Regions from separate parts of the Mus musculus genome. Here region 1 is linked to region 2. Evidence: chromatin loops called from intact Hi-C (ENCODE). Cell type or tissue: heart. All regions are shown on one strand.

Region 1 (8,000 bases), 140 kb after region 2:
CAATAGTTGAATTCAGTGCTTATCAGTAGCCCAATAAATGTCTGTGTGTGTGTGGGGGGGGGGGGGCGGTGCGGGCAGACAAGATGGTGTCCGTTTGTGAGTGCTAGCCTAGCACTGCTCAGAGAGTACAGACACGAGGTCAGACCCGGCTGAAATGTATTGGTGCCTAGATTCTCACCCACGTGGAACGCTGGAGCCATGTTTTAGAAAGGATTCCGGTTCAGTAGACCATGTGGTTAGAGCTTTTGTTCCGTGCATCCCTTCCTGGGCTGTGTATTCACACTCCTCTTCCCTGTTTAAGAGCAGTATGTTTTTAAACGGCTCCTTTTTGAAGGTTGAGCTGCCAACGGAGGCACTAGGTGTGTTACAAATAGTTACATGCAAAAGGCAGAAAGTGAAAATGGCTATGTTGTTTCTAATCTTAACTACAATGTAAAACAGTCTCAGATGCATCCAACCCAGGGGCTGAGGATGTCAAAGTTCAGAGGCAGTGTACTTTTGCCTAGCATGTGCAAGTTCCATCCCTATACCATAAAAATCAAAAACCTAAACAAAAAGGAGAAAGGGGAAAAGGTGCATCCAACGCTAAGCACGAACTCCGCCTGAGTCTGACCACTTAGAATCACCCAGAAGGAATCAGATGGTGCCTCCGACTGTCACCATGAAAATGAAACCACATACTTCAGTGTGTTTCAATTACAGAAGCTCGGGAACATAGGGTCTCAGAGATATCCCAATGAGGAAATGTCGCTGTGAGGTCACACACTACACAGACATTCTCATCTATGCAGTTTATCCTGCTGGGCCCTGCACCAAGCAGGTGCTCTGTTAAGCGTTTGGAAATTGTTACTTCCTGCCAATACTGAGACCCACAGTCCCACATGGTCAAAGTAACCCCAATAACAAGGAAATATAGCCATTTTCCAAGATCACACTTCTCCAACAGCATGGAATCTGAATCTCAAGGGCCCTCCCAATGCCTTGAGCCACCAAAATCATCTATCCCTAGAACAGACATGTGGCATATAAAAAGATCATTCTTTGTGAGATTAACACAGAAAACTGATCCCTTAAAACATGTTGTTCTCATTAAATTTTAACACCTGGACTGAAAAAAATAAAAGTTCCAAATAAGAGGAAATTAGCTCTGTCAGGTTTGCAGCACTACATGTAAACCTTTCAACTCAGAGCAGTTGGCTGTACTAAAGCAGTCATTATGCCTCATTTATGTCTATTGAACAGTCCTGTTTGAAAGCCTGTCTTATATGTGGAGAATGACTCAAAACATGATTTGTATTTTAGTAGATGACCAGCAGGTGGCAGAACGCACAACCCACCTGCAATAGAGCCACCACCAGTAAAAGAAAATGGTGGGATTCACTAGGAAGGAGTATGCAGATTCAAACGCTGCCTGGCTGAGGAACCTGGCTTCAACTTCAAACCTGTGTCTGCGTCACAAAACAGAAGTTGAGTGAGTACCCATCCACCATGTCAGCAGCATGAGAGATAAAACCCAGCAGTGCTCTACGGCACTGTGGGCACAGTATGGACGAGGGATAAAGGACAGAACGGAAGCTAAAAGATGGCTCAGTGGTCAAGAGCACAAACTGTTGATCCAGAGGACCCTGGTTTGATTCCCCACACCCACAGGGTGGCTCACGACAGTCAGGAACTCCAGTTCCAGGGATTCTAATGCCCTCTTCTGGCCTCTGTAGACACCATGCCCTGCCGGCGGGTGAGGAGGCGGGGAGGAATCACAAGGTGAACAGCTCCTGAGACACAGACACACACAGACACACACAGACACACAGACACACAGACACACACAGACACAGACACACACACACACACACACACACACACACACACACACACACATGCAAAACAAAGAGCAGTGTTCCAGGCATTGCTTCATTTAAAGAGTCCAAATGAGCCTGGTCCCAAGTGACGTCTTCCAGTACTAAATTACAAACCCCTGGACTCCACCCTAGACGCTCAGAACTGCTACAGAAGGACCTGAGAGCCACCCGAGAGGCTGTATCCGATACACATGGAGACAGTTGGCTCATGCATTATCTGTAGACCATCTAGCAATCTATATGTAGTCAGAAGATGGATAAGGCCTGCGTTTGCCTTCTAGGACATACTCAGAGTAAGGAGCAAGTCTGTAGTTCAGCAGGGACAAACCAACCCCTCTGTCTTAGCTAGGGTTTCCATTGCTGTGAAGAGACATCATGACCAAGGGGACTCTTATAAAGAACAGCATTTAATTAGGGCTGGCTTACAGGTTCAGAGATTCAGTCCATTGTCATTGTGGCAGAAACAGGGCAGCACCCAGGCAGCCGCGGTGCATGGAGTTTCACATCTTGTCCCAAAAGCAAACAGGAGAAGATTGTCTCATGAGCAGCTAGTAGGGGGGTCTCAAAGCCCACCCCTACAATATCACTTCCTCCAATTCCCATTCTCTGAGCCCAGCATATTGAAACCACAATATGACATACACAAGAGGCCTCAGGTTTAGCCAAATGACCTGTGGGTAATTTCTCCACTGACACACTTACAATAATAATAATAAACCCTTGCTATCCCCACTTCCCTCTCCTTCGGCCCTGCCACCTACTATACCAAGGGATTTGTTCACTTTGCAGCCGCAGTCCCATTTCCACGGTCATTTCTCTCTGATCCCCCTGCTCACAGTGCCCCATCCCCCCCAACCTCAGCTCTCCTGCCCAGCTGTCATCGGTGGACATCTGTCTGTCATCACCACAGTCTCTGCCACCACTTCCTTCTCCGAGCAGTGGGTGTTCAGTCTGCTCTCTAAGTTTCCAGTTAGTTACCTTGCAAGGAAAAGGATAGAGCTAGCTGTGCTGGCGACTGGAGGGCAGCCATAGCTCCCTGCAACAGAAGTGGGAGTCTTGACTTGATTCTCCCTCCTCCCCTGAGGAGAGTACTGGGCCCACTCTACCCTCTCCGCTTTTGCTCTCCTCTGCTGGCTCTCATAATGCAGTTCACCCCTCAGCCCTGACCCTGTCGAACCTTTCACTGCCAACACCCATATTACAAATCCCACTCCATGATGGAGGCTAGTCTCTCCTATTGTCTCCTAAAAGCATAACTTCCGGTCCCCCCAAGTGACTACTCTCCCAGTTCTCAGAAAGCAAGCACAGAGAAGTTCCTGACTTTGCCTGGTTTTTGAGATTCCAGCATCAGCCCTTTTCCTGATTCCAATGATGAGCAAAACTTAACTCTGTGAATTCATAATAAAAATTCATTGGATAATGTGAGAAGGAAGGTTTTAGCATTTTCCTTTCGCCTTTTAGAAATATACTGAGACAACACAGAATGGCAGACACCACAGATATTTAAACCAGGCGGAGCTAGACCTTGATTTCCACATAAAGATTCACTGAAGCACGGCAATAGTGCCACCTTGTGGGACAGCCATGACTACACCAAAACTCAAGAGGCGATCCATATCCAGAAAAATCACTGTCATTTTTAGATGCATCTTTTTGAGAATTTGTAGACCACAATCAACCAAAGGACAGGTAACAGGCTATTAGTACCGGATCTCCAAGGAGTAAAGGCACTGGTAGTTAATACCACCCTGTTAATGGCTCAAGGTGAATGGATAAAGAGACCGAAGCACGGAAGCCTTCAGATACCATTTAACTGACCGTGACCCTGAAACCAAGAAGTAATATTTAAACATTTAGTCTTATATCCAGATAGCATTTGGAGGCATGATTATTATCATGAGAAATTAAAACAAATTAGTATATAACCTTTAAGAAAACAGTAAAGCCAGGCAGTGGTGACGCACGCCTTTGATCCCAGCCCTTGAGAGGCAGAGGCAGGCGGATTTCTGAGTTCGAGGCCAGCCTGGTCTACAGAGTGAGTTTCAGGACATCCAGGGCTACACAGAGAAACCTTGTCTCGAAAAATCAAGAAAAAAAAATTTTTAAAGAAAGAAAACAGTAAAACCCTCTGTTAAAACATAAAACAAAGTAAGCTAAGGACATAACATGGTTGGTAGAATTCTGTGCAGCATGCACAAGTCCCTGGGTTCAGTCCCCAGTACCCCGTAAACAGGACCAAAAACTGGGCATGGTGGTACATGCCTGTGATCCCAACACTCTGCAGGCAGACACAGATCAGAGCCTACCAGTGACTACTTGACGGGCTTGCTGCAGCCCGTGACACATAAGACACTGTCTCAAAACTCAACCAGATGACCACCTTTTAAAAAATGACATAGGTAACTTAGAAATAGGCCTGTCAATCTATCCTGAGAGAAAGAAATAACTGAATGGTAACTGTAGCACCCAAGGAACTCCTTAATATCAGCACTGTAGAAACACATAGGCAGCGCTAAACATGGGGCGGGGCAGGCAGGCAGATAACACGGATGTTTTAGTAGGCTGCTCTGAACATTTTCTAAATACACTACAGCGTATAAAGCAAGAGAGCAAGGAGCTGTTTCCTTTCCACGAGTTTTGGAGAAAAGCTTTTGCCTCCAGACAATCATGAGCCTTTCTCTGGAAGCCCCGGCACTCATGCTGCGAGAGACAGAGGCCAAAGGTCCCCAGTGGCCCCCACTTTCGCTACCAATGGATGCGCACTGCGTGTTGTCTTCTCCATGGGCTTCTCTAGCCAAATCCCTCGCTCCATTTAAGCAGCTTGGTTCAAATTGTAAAACTTAAAAGTTTCACTTACCAGATGCCTAGATAAATCTCATCTGGAGGCCTTTAGAACAAAGCCACCGTGAGTGACATCCAGCCTGGCTGAGTCTTGAGGGTGATGTGAATCCTCCGGACAGGCGATGCACGCCCGAGACTGCACAGAAGAGACTGGGCCGCTGTCCTCAGATGTGGGTAGTAGCCTAGCGCTGTAAGCCAGGAGCCCTCTCCTTGCTATGATCCAAGGTCTTTCTTCCTACCAGGCTTCAGATCTGGCTCTGAAGTTAGCACGCGTGCGCGCGCACACACACACACACACACACACACACCTTGATACACAGTTCAAGCACATCCGTGAGTCATGCTTCCACTTCCTCTCAGGGTTCCCAGTGGTCCTCGGTGGCACAGAGTTCATTCATTCACAACAGTGCGCGCTCAGTCACACGGAATACTCACACACTAAACTCCAGCCCTTAGCACTTTAAAAGTATTTCCTTTCAACCTCCTGTAAAACCACCGCCTCACTTTCATTAGCAGATGAGAACTTCATCCCAGCAGACGGGCTCCCCAGGCACAATTCACACACATTATACTTCATAGGGCCTTTTCAATATTTACTTGCTGGTAGTGTTCTTCCTTTCAGGTCACAGATTATAGTGTTTAGCAACACGAAGAAGGAGGGGGTAGAGTTATGAATTAGTAAACTGCCGGGGCTTCCACTTGTCAATTCATTCCCACCTCGGAGGGGATTTGGACCCAGAGCTTCAACTCTCGGGAATTACCTTCAGGAAATGACTGAATCAAAAAGGGAATTGGCCAATTTTCTCCCAAAACAGGGAGTTATGGGGAAACTCCTCAGCTGTAGGCAAAGAGAGAGAAGTCTCTTCCTATGCAAATAAGTTTTGTTTCCCTCAGAGCGAGTTTGGTAAGGATTGCCAGGCCCTTCCCACCCTTTGATATGCTGATCTCGGGCTTCTAAACATGAGGGGGGTTATTTGATCACATTAATTATTGGGGGGGGGGTGGAGAAAGTGGGTGCTGCAAGGGAGGGGTGACACAAAGACTTCTCTAAATTGCCAGTTTGTTTGGTCTTTCATGGCACGCAACAATCAGATTCCTATTCACAGCTATTTCAGAGCTGGCTGGGAGACCATCAAAGTGTTTGGGAGGATGGAGCTAAACAGAGCCAAAACCCTGACAGCTTCACTTTCCGTGGCCAACTCGGATGCCAGCTCCCCGGACTTCTCAATCTCCCTGGCCCTGAGGGGGGAAAAGTCCTTTCTTACCTCTTCTGAGGAGCAAGGTGGGACACTGGCACATTTTCCTTGAATGCTTTGATCCTAGGGTGCTAGTCTGTGTTGGTATTTGTAAACCACGGCCATGCATAGTTACCTCAGGAGCTTGTAACTCTACAGATGTGTGGGCCCAATGCCAAGTGCTTGGAATCCTAAGGAGCGGCAGCCAGAGCTGAAAGCACCTCTCCGCGGAAGATGAAGACAATAGACAGTAATTGTTAGGGAAGTACAGCAATGGAGCCCACCCATCAACAAAGGAAAGACTATATGGAGGGGTTGGGACGCGTCCCCAAGCTGCCAGGCAAGCCCTGTAAGTCACAGATGGCCTTTCTCAGAGGAGAAATCAGAGGACTTCACTCAACACAGGACCCTGGTCAGATGCAGACAGCTGCCACTAGGTGGCTACTTACACTAGAGCTAAGTCCTTGTGCACCTACCCACCAATTCAACATTTCTTGAGCCTTGGGAAGTAAACTTAGAAAGTCCTAACTTCACAAAGTAAAAAGTTGCCCATGTGCCACACCAACTTTATCGTGGGACACAGGGCAGAGATTGCTCACAGGCTTGTAAATCTTATCTGTGCTTGCTAAACAATTATTTAAATCATTATATGTGCACATTTTTGTCAAAAAACAAACAAACAAACAAACAAACAAACAAAAAAGCCTACTAGGTTGTCACAAAAAGATGGGAATAGTTAAAAATTTAAAAATATTAAAAATTTTAAGAACCAATTTCAACAAAGTAGAATGTACTGGACTAGATTATAAAAAGAAGTTTCTCTTGTAAGGATGTTTTAATTTTCACAAGACATGGCTATACATACAAATAGAGTAAAAGTGGTCCTGTACAAAGACAGGGCAGGGCTGAGGGACTGTTGAGGGGGAGGGGGAGGTACCCTGATTAGAAAAATAGAAAGTGAGGCTGGAGAGATGGCTCTGAGGTTGAGAGCACTGACTGCTTTTCCAGAGGTCCTGAGTTCAATTCCCAGTAAGATGGTGGCTCACAACCATCTGCAATGAGATCTGATGTCCTCTTCTGATGTGTCTAAAGAGAGCTACAGTACACTTATACACATAAAATAAATAAATCTTTAAAAGAAAGAAGGAAGGGAAGGGAAGTGGAAGGGAAGGGGGGAAGGGAAGGGAAGGGAAGGGAAGGGAAGGGAAGGGAAGGGAAGGGAAGGGAAGGGAAGGGAAGGGAAGGAAAGAGAGAAAGAGAGAAAGAGAGAAAGAGAGAAAGAGAGGAAGAGAGAAAGAGAGAGAGAAAGAAAATGAGGGGCCCAGAGTCTGGTAAAGCTCTTGGTTGCTCCTGGCTCCATCTTTGCATGTGTGTTACAGGATCTAGATACTATAGTCACCATCCTCCACAATGTTGGTAGCTATCTGAAACCGTAGCGGGTACTGAGCCCATGTAATCCCCTAGACACATATACCTATGGCAAAATTTAATCTATGAACAATGCCCAGTAATAGATCAAAAGTGATAAAAGAGTAACAGCAAAGTATACTAAAAAAAGAAATAAAGCAGTTTATTCCAGTGAGGGTTTTATGAGGTTATCTCTTTTTTTCTGCTCCTCTCGTCTCTAAAAGTATTGTGTTTTGTCACCTCATTTAAGAGGATCTCTTTATAGTTTCATTCGTGTATATTGGCATCAATATTCTTGCACTTTGGAGCCATTCTTATGTAAAATAAAACTGGTTTAAACGCAAGCAATATACAATTAAACTGATAATCGAAGTGGCTGCTAAGTGGCTGGCAGGTAGTATATAAAATACACACTGGACCAACAGATCGTTGTGCTCAAACCACAAAGTAGTGCAGACTACTGAGCAGAGTGCAATGAAAAACTTATCCTTCAAGTTTTCTGTTAGGGATTTTGAGGCTCCAGTTTGCATCATAAAACTGCCATTGTGGAAATGGATCCCCCTGGGTCTGGGAAGAGAACTATGAAGGACAGGCAGAGATGCTCCAACAGAGCCTAATTTTCTCCTCTTTCCTGTAGCACGGTGTTGTTTCTGGATCC
Region 2 (8,000 bases):
CCCTTCCTGGTTTCCCGTGTGTCTTGAGTAAGTGCACACACAGACATGTTCTATACTTAGAACCAGCCCACTAACGGCTTCCAGTCTCTTCGTGAACTTACACATTCCCACACCCGTAATGCGCTGAAACCACTTATCACCCTGGTCTAGTGGACTCCATTACCCTACCTGAACTCTGACCTTTTCTCCTATTTCTATACGTAACGTTAGTGTGTGTATTTGTTAGAATGAAGTACTCAAAATTCACACATATACACACACCCAGCATTTTGGGAAAAACAAAACAAAACAACAAAAGCAAACCATCTTCCCCAGGAAGCACTTTCAGAAGTTGAAGCTTCTACTTGCTTTTAAGCCACACGGCGAGTGAGTCCTAAGAGACCCGAAAGGCCGAGACCTCCCCAACACCAATGCTGAGTGGGGTCCCCACAAGCCAGGAAAAGGCCACAGAGACTTCCTAGAGTGATGCACAGCTCACCTTCCTGCCTCACTCATGAGAGGCAGGCTCTGATACTAACTCTTCTGTTCCGTACCCCCACACTGCTCCGAGGGACCGTTGCCCTCAGCCCTTCCTATCCCATCCACAGAGGCAGGCTCCTCGCTACAGAGGAGGCTGGCCTGGTCCATCTCCTGACCCGTCAGTCTGTCCAGAGAGCACACCCTGGTAGCATCCAGGGCCCTGCGTGCTTTGTTGTCCGCTGGCTCAGCAGGTTCTCCCTCTCCCTCGGAGATGACGGTCATGGGGCTGCTCTGGATGCGGTTCCGCATGCTGTACCTGCTGCTGGCCGCAGAGGGTGGCGTCCTGCTGCGGCTGTACCGAGGGCCCGAAAAGGACAGACTCCGAGGCATCAGGCCTTCGTTCTTGGCCCACTCTTCCTGAGCTCTCCTGTTCTTGTTGGGGGAGCAGCTGGATGGGCTGTCCGGGCTGTCTGCCGAAGGCTCCGACCTAGATCTCTGGAAGCGAGGGTCCGTAGACTTGAGCATCTCAGCCGCTGACATGCGAGCGCTGGTGTCCGAGCGACTCCCCTTCTTTAGCAGCAGAGCTTTGAAGTTGTCACTGCTGGTAGTGCTCTTTTTTATGCTTCTCTGGATAGACCCTACTTGCTTTGGAGAGGCCAGGTTAGGGGCAGCACTCGTGGGTGTCACAGGCGGGGAGGGAGAGTGATTTCGAGTGTGATCGTCTTCTGAGTCTTTCCGGCCAAGGACTTTCCTTTTAGATCTGAAATAAAACAAAATTAAAATAACAGTCAGTCCTTGGCAACCTTGCTGTCATCTTCCTGTGACCACTTCCTGAACACACACACACACACACACACACACACACACCATCATTAAAGACGAGCCCAAGAGCTTCTCTGATATTATTTACTTCTAAAGACAGAGCACTAGATTCCCCATGACAGCAGAATGTGGCCAAAAGTATTTTTCTTCAACTGTCCTACTCAAAGTTCAACAAGAGAAATGAATGACTACCTTCCAGAGCAACTCTGCTCCTCTCGGTCTTTTAGGTATTTCAGCCAAGGACCACAAGCCTGTGGTAAAATGTTTTGATTGTGCTCAGGCACAAAAAGGCACAGCGATGCTCTGTAACATTTAGGGCATTTAATTGTAGATATAGAACTAAAAGAGGGGGTTGAAGAGATAGCTCAGTAGTTAAGAGCACCAACTGCTCTTCTGAAGGTCCTGAGTTCAAATCCCAGCAACTACATGGTGGCTCACAACCATCCATAACGAGATCAGACACTCTCTTCTGGATTTTCTGAAGACAGCTACAGTGTACTTACATATAATAAATTAATAAATCTTAAAAAAAAAGAACTAAAAGAAATGGCAAGTTAAAAAAACATACACACAAAACAAAAGGAAAACAAAACTGGTATTCTCAGGGGGCAGTTGCTGCTTACAAAATAAACTAAATTTGAACTTCTGATATCTCTGCATGTAGTCTCTCTCTCTCTCTCTCTGTGTATGTGTGTGTGTTTCTAAAGATGGCATTTAAATAGTTAACAATGGCTTAAAGTCTAATCACTTCAATAAATATAAAAATTTCACACCTCAACTGGTGTTCTACACTTTCCATCTGGCTTTAAATCTGAAGAGAATTAATTTGCATTATTTTAGAACTCCGAAAGCTACGCTTCAGTTTGGATCGTCTGTATTTTACATCACGAGTGCCAGTGCTGCAGGTAAGGATCCAGAATTCAGATGGACTCTGATTACATCTGCTAAGTCAGTATTGATGCCACAACAGAAATTAGCATGTATCTGAGCTTTTTCTTTTCAATCCATTCCTAAGGCTACTTGGCCTCTAATTTTCCCATGTGTACAGAGAGTAATAGACTGAATGATTTCTGTATCTGTAAGAGATGGCATTGTCTCTCTAGCAGAAACCACACATTCTTTAATGCCTTCTGAAGGTTGCCAAAATAAAATATAGAAGAGCCCTTTGGTGTATTTTTAGACAAAAATTTGCAGTAACCATGGCTTTGCAACAGTTGGGTTCCCTTACAACAGAGTATTTAGTACACACAGCAACTTGGCAACACACTTCTCTGTGGCTTGTGATTATAAATACAGATTCCTGTATATTTAGAAACTTGGTGCATTCCATGCTAAATGAAAGACATTAAAGTCTCAAAAGAATTTCAGGACAGTTAAGTTCCAATTAGTTTCATTTAATTCAGAAACTATTTATTGAGTGTTTATAATGTGTCCAGCACAGCTACAGTTAGGAACATCGGTGTAAATCTCTACAATGTGACTTTATTTGCTTGTTTTCAAAAGACCCATTTCTCACTTCCTTGTTTTAAGAAAGAACCAGATAGCTAGCTCTCTTTTTCTTTTTTTAAAGATATTTATTTATCTATCTATCTATCGATCTGTCTATTTATTTATCTTATATGAGTGCACTGTAGCTGTCTTTAGACACACCAGAAGAGGGCATCAGATCCCTCTGTTGTGAGACACCACGTGGTTGCTGGGAATTGAACTCAGAACCTCTGGAAGAGCAGTCAGTGCTCCTAACCACTGAGCCATCTCTCCAGCCCCACTCTTTCTGTTTCTAATGAGATCAAAGAAACCAGTGAGGCAACAGGTTTGGACTTTTGGGCCTTTTAGACCAATACTGCAGGCAACAGGTCAAACAAAGCCAAGAGGAGAGAAACCTGCACACCATTGTCTGTCAACTCAATGTCTAACGCCCATTCCAGCGTGGTTTGCCCCACATTAGATGTTCCTGTGTTGCACATAGTTAGGTGAGGATGGGGGTTTCTTCTACCACACTCAACGGCCTTTTCACTTAAACTCAGACGCACCAGAATTTGAGAGCTGGCTAACATGGATTACTTATTCAGGGAATCCAATGATTTATAGAGTACGTGGTCTCAGAAGGGAAATGAAGGACAGTCACTTGAGTCAAAACAAAGTCTTAATGGCAGAGAAATATTCGCAGGCGTTATCTGAAAGCCTGGTAGTAAGGATTTGTAAGCAGCTAGGGGTTCCCTTACACAACACTGGTTCTTAAAGTACTTGCACACATCTGAATCTTATCATTTTCTACTATATTGCCTCTGTGGGGTAGGGGTGCACTCATCTGGATACGGCCAAGCAATGTAATAAGCAAAGCTGAATTACTAAATCAGTTAAACTCTAAGGTAATCAACCATCAGTTGTTACCAGGTAACAAGCAGTTCCCTTTGACAAAGTAACTGGTCTTTTTAAAGCCAGCAGATGGCGCTAGAGGTATACAGCAACAAATTTAAAGATTTTTCCCCTACCCCACCCCACCCCCGCTTTTTTTTTTCCTCCTGCCAAAGAAAAATTATTCCTTGGGAGACACTGGATGGCTCAGCCTTGCATCCTTACCAGCAAAGCTCTGGGATATAGAAGTAGTGGGTGAAAAGACGGTTAGAGCCAGACGCCAGAGGTGGTAGCCAACTTCAGGGGAAATAGCATTTTCCTGGACATGGTGGGATAGACATAGGAATGAACGCACAGCCTATAAAAGACCTGAATAAGCGCAAGCTAGATAAAATCCCAGCAGAAAGGAGCAAAGTGAGGGCAGAGTCCCAGCCCTCAGCAAGAAGCTACTCACAAATGATAACTACTGGGAGAGGAAAAGTCAGTTTTTTTCAAGGGAGTGCTACTGGGTATTTCAAATCACTTTCCAGGGAAGCAGCTAGGTGAGCCGGCCAACACAGATTGTATTCCATGGTTTCTAGTGGCTTTTAATTTTCATTTGAGAGAGAGAGACAGAGAGAGACAGAGAGACAGAGAGAGAGAGAGCGCAAGCATAAAGTTGGATAGGAGTAGATCTGAGAAGAGTCGGGGGACAAGAAACAGAAAGGAAACAAAGTCTTGAAGGAGGCAACAAAAAGCACTATGAAATCATGGCTTTTCTAAACAGACAACAAAAAAGTAACAATAAATAAATCAACTGAAGCACCCTTAGGAAGGTGGCTCTGTAGAGCTAGTCTATGTACAGTAAGTCACAGAACTCAGCATTCCTCACCCCAGACCGGTTCCAAATCTTGTAAACACTCAGTCACATGACTGGCACACTAGGTGCCTTGCCAGCCACAGCTGCGTCTACCAGAAGGTATCACATTCTGCCCTCGATGTCAGCACAGAATCAATGGAACAAAGTAAAACAGAAATCAAACTTTAAAAAGTAATTAATGTATAAGAACGACACTTTAAACTGAGTACTGTTAAACGAACCGTGGCTAGCCAACAGACAAAACCTCATGCAAACAGAGGAGCCCGTCCAGAAAGAAGAAATTATAAAGTATATTAAAATATGACAAAAGTTTGGGATACCTGTGAATGGCTGCAAACAGGTCTTCTGTTGTCCTGGGTTTAGTCGGAGTCAGCACCTCATCGCTTCCCTCTTCCTTAGATACATCCACGGGGTCTGAAGAGGAAGCAGCTGTGTTGGGTTCCAGCAAGCCAGCTAGAGAGAAGAAAGGCAGGCAAACATTAGACGCTGTGACTAGCACTTCAGTCCCTTGCCCGGCTCTGAAATATGCCACTTTGCTGCCATTTCCGACAGTGTGAGAACCATGGCGAAGCCCCGTGGCTCTGTAGTTTGAGTTCTTCCTGAGGTAGAAATGATACTCGCTAGCCTGACAGCCAGGGCTATTTCCTGCTACAGACTTTGGACTAAATTGCTCTTAAATTTGTTTAAGAGCGTTTCTCCTGCTACTGAATACCCAGCCTGCCTCAGACCTCCCAGCACCTCCACCCCCACCCCTCTCTTTCCCTCTCTTCTCTTAGTTTTTAAAATGCTCACAAAGCAGCTTGGGTAATGAGGTGTAAGAAGCCCACACACTGCCGGCTTTTGCCGAAGTCTAGGCTGCTTCACCTGGTTGCAAAAGAGCTCAGTAGCCCTATTTGGCTCATCTCCAGAAGATCAGAAGAGTGCAGTAGAAAGCAGCCGGCCTTACCTTCTCTGCCCTGTTGAGACAGGCAGCTCTTCGCATTTCTCTCACCATCCACACTGTTCTCGCCTGACTCTTCCTGTGTGGGGCCCGGTGATGTATTAGGTTGGACCATGGGGACATTGGCTTCCACAATGCTAGAGGATAAGGACCCTGCAGTTCCCGGTTCTAGAGCCGGACTGCCGGGGGTGGGGGCCGTAGCATGAGAGCCAGCTCGGGATGCTGGGCTGGATTTCTCCTCTTGGCTCCGCACAGCTTCCCCCTCTGCCCTGGTAGGGCTGGGCACGCCTGGGAAAGCTTCGCTCCCGTTCTCTGTGGGCTCCGCTGTGAAATCTCTCTGCGGAGGTGGTACCACCAGGAACAGTTTGGGCTTCTTAGAGATGGGGGGTGGCTTCCTGCTGGGTGAAGAGTCTGGGAGCAGAGTGGTCCTGAGGCTGGGACCCGGGCCTGGAGCTCCATCGCTGCAGCTCGGAAGGCCGCCACGCTCTACTGCACTGTCATGGTCACCCTGACTCTGGCTCTTGGCAGGCATCGGAAGCGAGCTCGTCACAGAGGCAGCCTGGCTTTCACTCTCCATTTCATTTATGCTATTTCGGGATTTGAGGAAAGCAGATGGCTTTAAGTGATACTGTGGAGCAGTCGGAGTTCGTTGTTCCTGAGCTGATGGTTCAGAAAACAGGACTGCCCCGGCACCTGAGTTCTTCCTCACTGGCCTCAACTGCACCATCTGCAAAGCTTCTGTGGTGATCAGGGGCATGGGGGGTCGGCAGCCCTCCTCCTTGTTGGCAGGCCGCCTGAGGGCCTCCCTAGAGGATTCGGACTGGCTAGAGTTTTTGAAAAAGGGCCTGTTTTCTTTCATGAGTTTGGGGTCCAGAGGCGGAGCGGGCGGGGGTTCTGATGAGGGCAAGAAAGGTGGAGGTGCTGGCACAGGAGGCAAGGATCTTGGAAGAGAGGGGCTAACTGCTGTGGGAGAAGGAGAAAGGCACCCGTCGGTGGGGGAGCAGAAGGGAACAAGGGCTTCTGGTGGTGGAGGGGGGAACATGGGAGAGGGCGGCAGAGGAGAGCCCTCGGAGCAATCTGCTAGAGGAGGAGGTGGTGGAAGAAAAGGGGACTTGTCTGCCAGACACGGAGAAGGCAGAGGGGGAAGAGGAGGAGGGGGAGGGGCAAGGGCCGAGGCCAGGGTTGTATCCAGTTTCTTCATGGTCCCACTTCCTTCGGTAGAAGTATTAGAAGAGAGAGAAGTGGACGATGATGAGATGGACATAGAAGAGATCAGAGACGATTTTCTTTCTGGTACCTTGGGCTTGGCCTTCCCCTTTCCATTTGCTGGTGACATTGATTTTAAAAACACAGGCACAGGGGTGAGTGCTGTGGGTGTATTCGACTGGCTAGAATACCCACTGGATGGAGAGGTGACTCTCTGTGACTTCTCTGGTGAGGCGATCTTTGGTCTAACTGAGCAGCCCGGCACTTGGGGCACTGGGACTCTCGACCCCTCCTGGATGTGGCGTACTGGCCCGTTTCCAGTTGCTGCCTCAGTGTTGGCTGAGCAGCCCCCGGTGGGGTTCCCTGGATCTTCCTGCAAGCTCGTGTAGTCAATGTAGTAACCCCAAGGGTCCGTGTATTCCGACTTGACGCTACTTGTGTCGCTCTGGGACGGAGTGACCCCACACAGAGAATACACGTTGGGAGTGGTGGTGGAGGTCAAGCTACTACCCTCGCTAACAATGCTCTGGCTTCTGGACCTGGGGAGCCAGGGTTCCTCAAAGTCACTGCAGGGGCTCTGGGAAGGGGAGCTGCCGCCCTTGCCAGGGAGGCTTAGCTGCAGTGAATGCTGGAGCGAGGCGATCAGGCTCTCATTGAGCACCTGACCGTTTGTCTGGTTGTTCTTTTTGGGAATCCTTCGCAGAGAATCGGTCCGGGATGGTGGCAGGGGTGGTTTCTTTGCTTTCTTCAGAGAGATGTTTCTCGAAAGGATTTTATCCTGGTGAGCGGCCTGATCCCCTTGGCTTCTCTGAGCCCTTCCATCAAAAACATTGACCATGCTGTGCCTGGGGTTCCCCAAGCCATCACTGAGAGTGTACAGGTTCCCAGCCTCGTGAGTGGTAGTATAGTAACCATCATGGTCCTCTGAACACAGGGACCTGGTATCACCCTTGAGAGATGTTTGGTCCAAACTGCAGCTGCTCACGTTACTTGTGGGAGTAGAGCAACCAGGAGTGGCCAGGTGTGGCTTCAGTGGGGATGCCCGCCCATTGCTGGAGGTTTTATATTCCCAGGGCTCAGAACTGCCACATCCCCTGTCCCCCGAATAACTACACTCGCTCTTGCCATCCACATCTGAAGGGTGGTCAGGAAAGCTTGGGTTGTTTCTACAATGATAGAGTATGGCTTGGGATCCATTTTCCCTGTTTGCTGGGGCATTTAGAGAGACCTCTGAATCATGGAGGGATAACAGCGTGGTGGCACCAGGGACAGAGGAGGCTAAAGCCCGTGAATGAATGAGATGACCCTCGTTCCAGTGATGACGGGGGGACTGATGGTCATCTTTCACAGAACATC

Evidence for each region. Peaks named below come from ENCODE experiments on the same cell type or tissue, not always from the same donor. Only the 100,000 strongest peaks of a DNase experiment are listed, where the experiment ranks them.
Region 1: a loop joins it to region 2, with 8 times the contacts of the local background. A loop is called at or near these places in 23 of 42 quality-filtered maps.

The regions. Positions count from the first base shown.
Region 1 is chr10:18,387,227-18,395,226 of GRCm38, reverse strand. It overlaps a transcript of Nhsl1 not described here. Among named protein-coding and RNA genes, the nearest start is that of Nhsl1, 16 kb to the left of the region's middle. In heart, CTCF peaks have their summits at 1,136, 1,341 (motif pointing right), 3,427 (motif pointing left) and 6,357 (motif pointing right); DNase peaks (open chromatin) are centred at 5,016 and 6,266; H3K27ac peaks cover 944 bases.
Region 2 is chr10:18,524,487-18,532,486 of GRCm38, reverse strand. It overlaps Nhsl1 (NHS-like 1), which reads right to left. Exons shown (of 7, transcript NM_173390.3): 5 at 5,445-8,000; 6 at 4,819-4,951; 7 at 1-1,219. The coding sequence ends at 514. Among named protein-coding and RNA genes, the nearest start is that of Hebp2, 18 kb to the left of the region's middle. In heart, CTCF peaks have their summits at 2,906 (motif pointing right) and 3,710 (motif pointing right); DNase peaks (open chromatin) are centred at 5,956, 6,246 and 6,966; H3K27ac peaks cover 808 bases.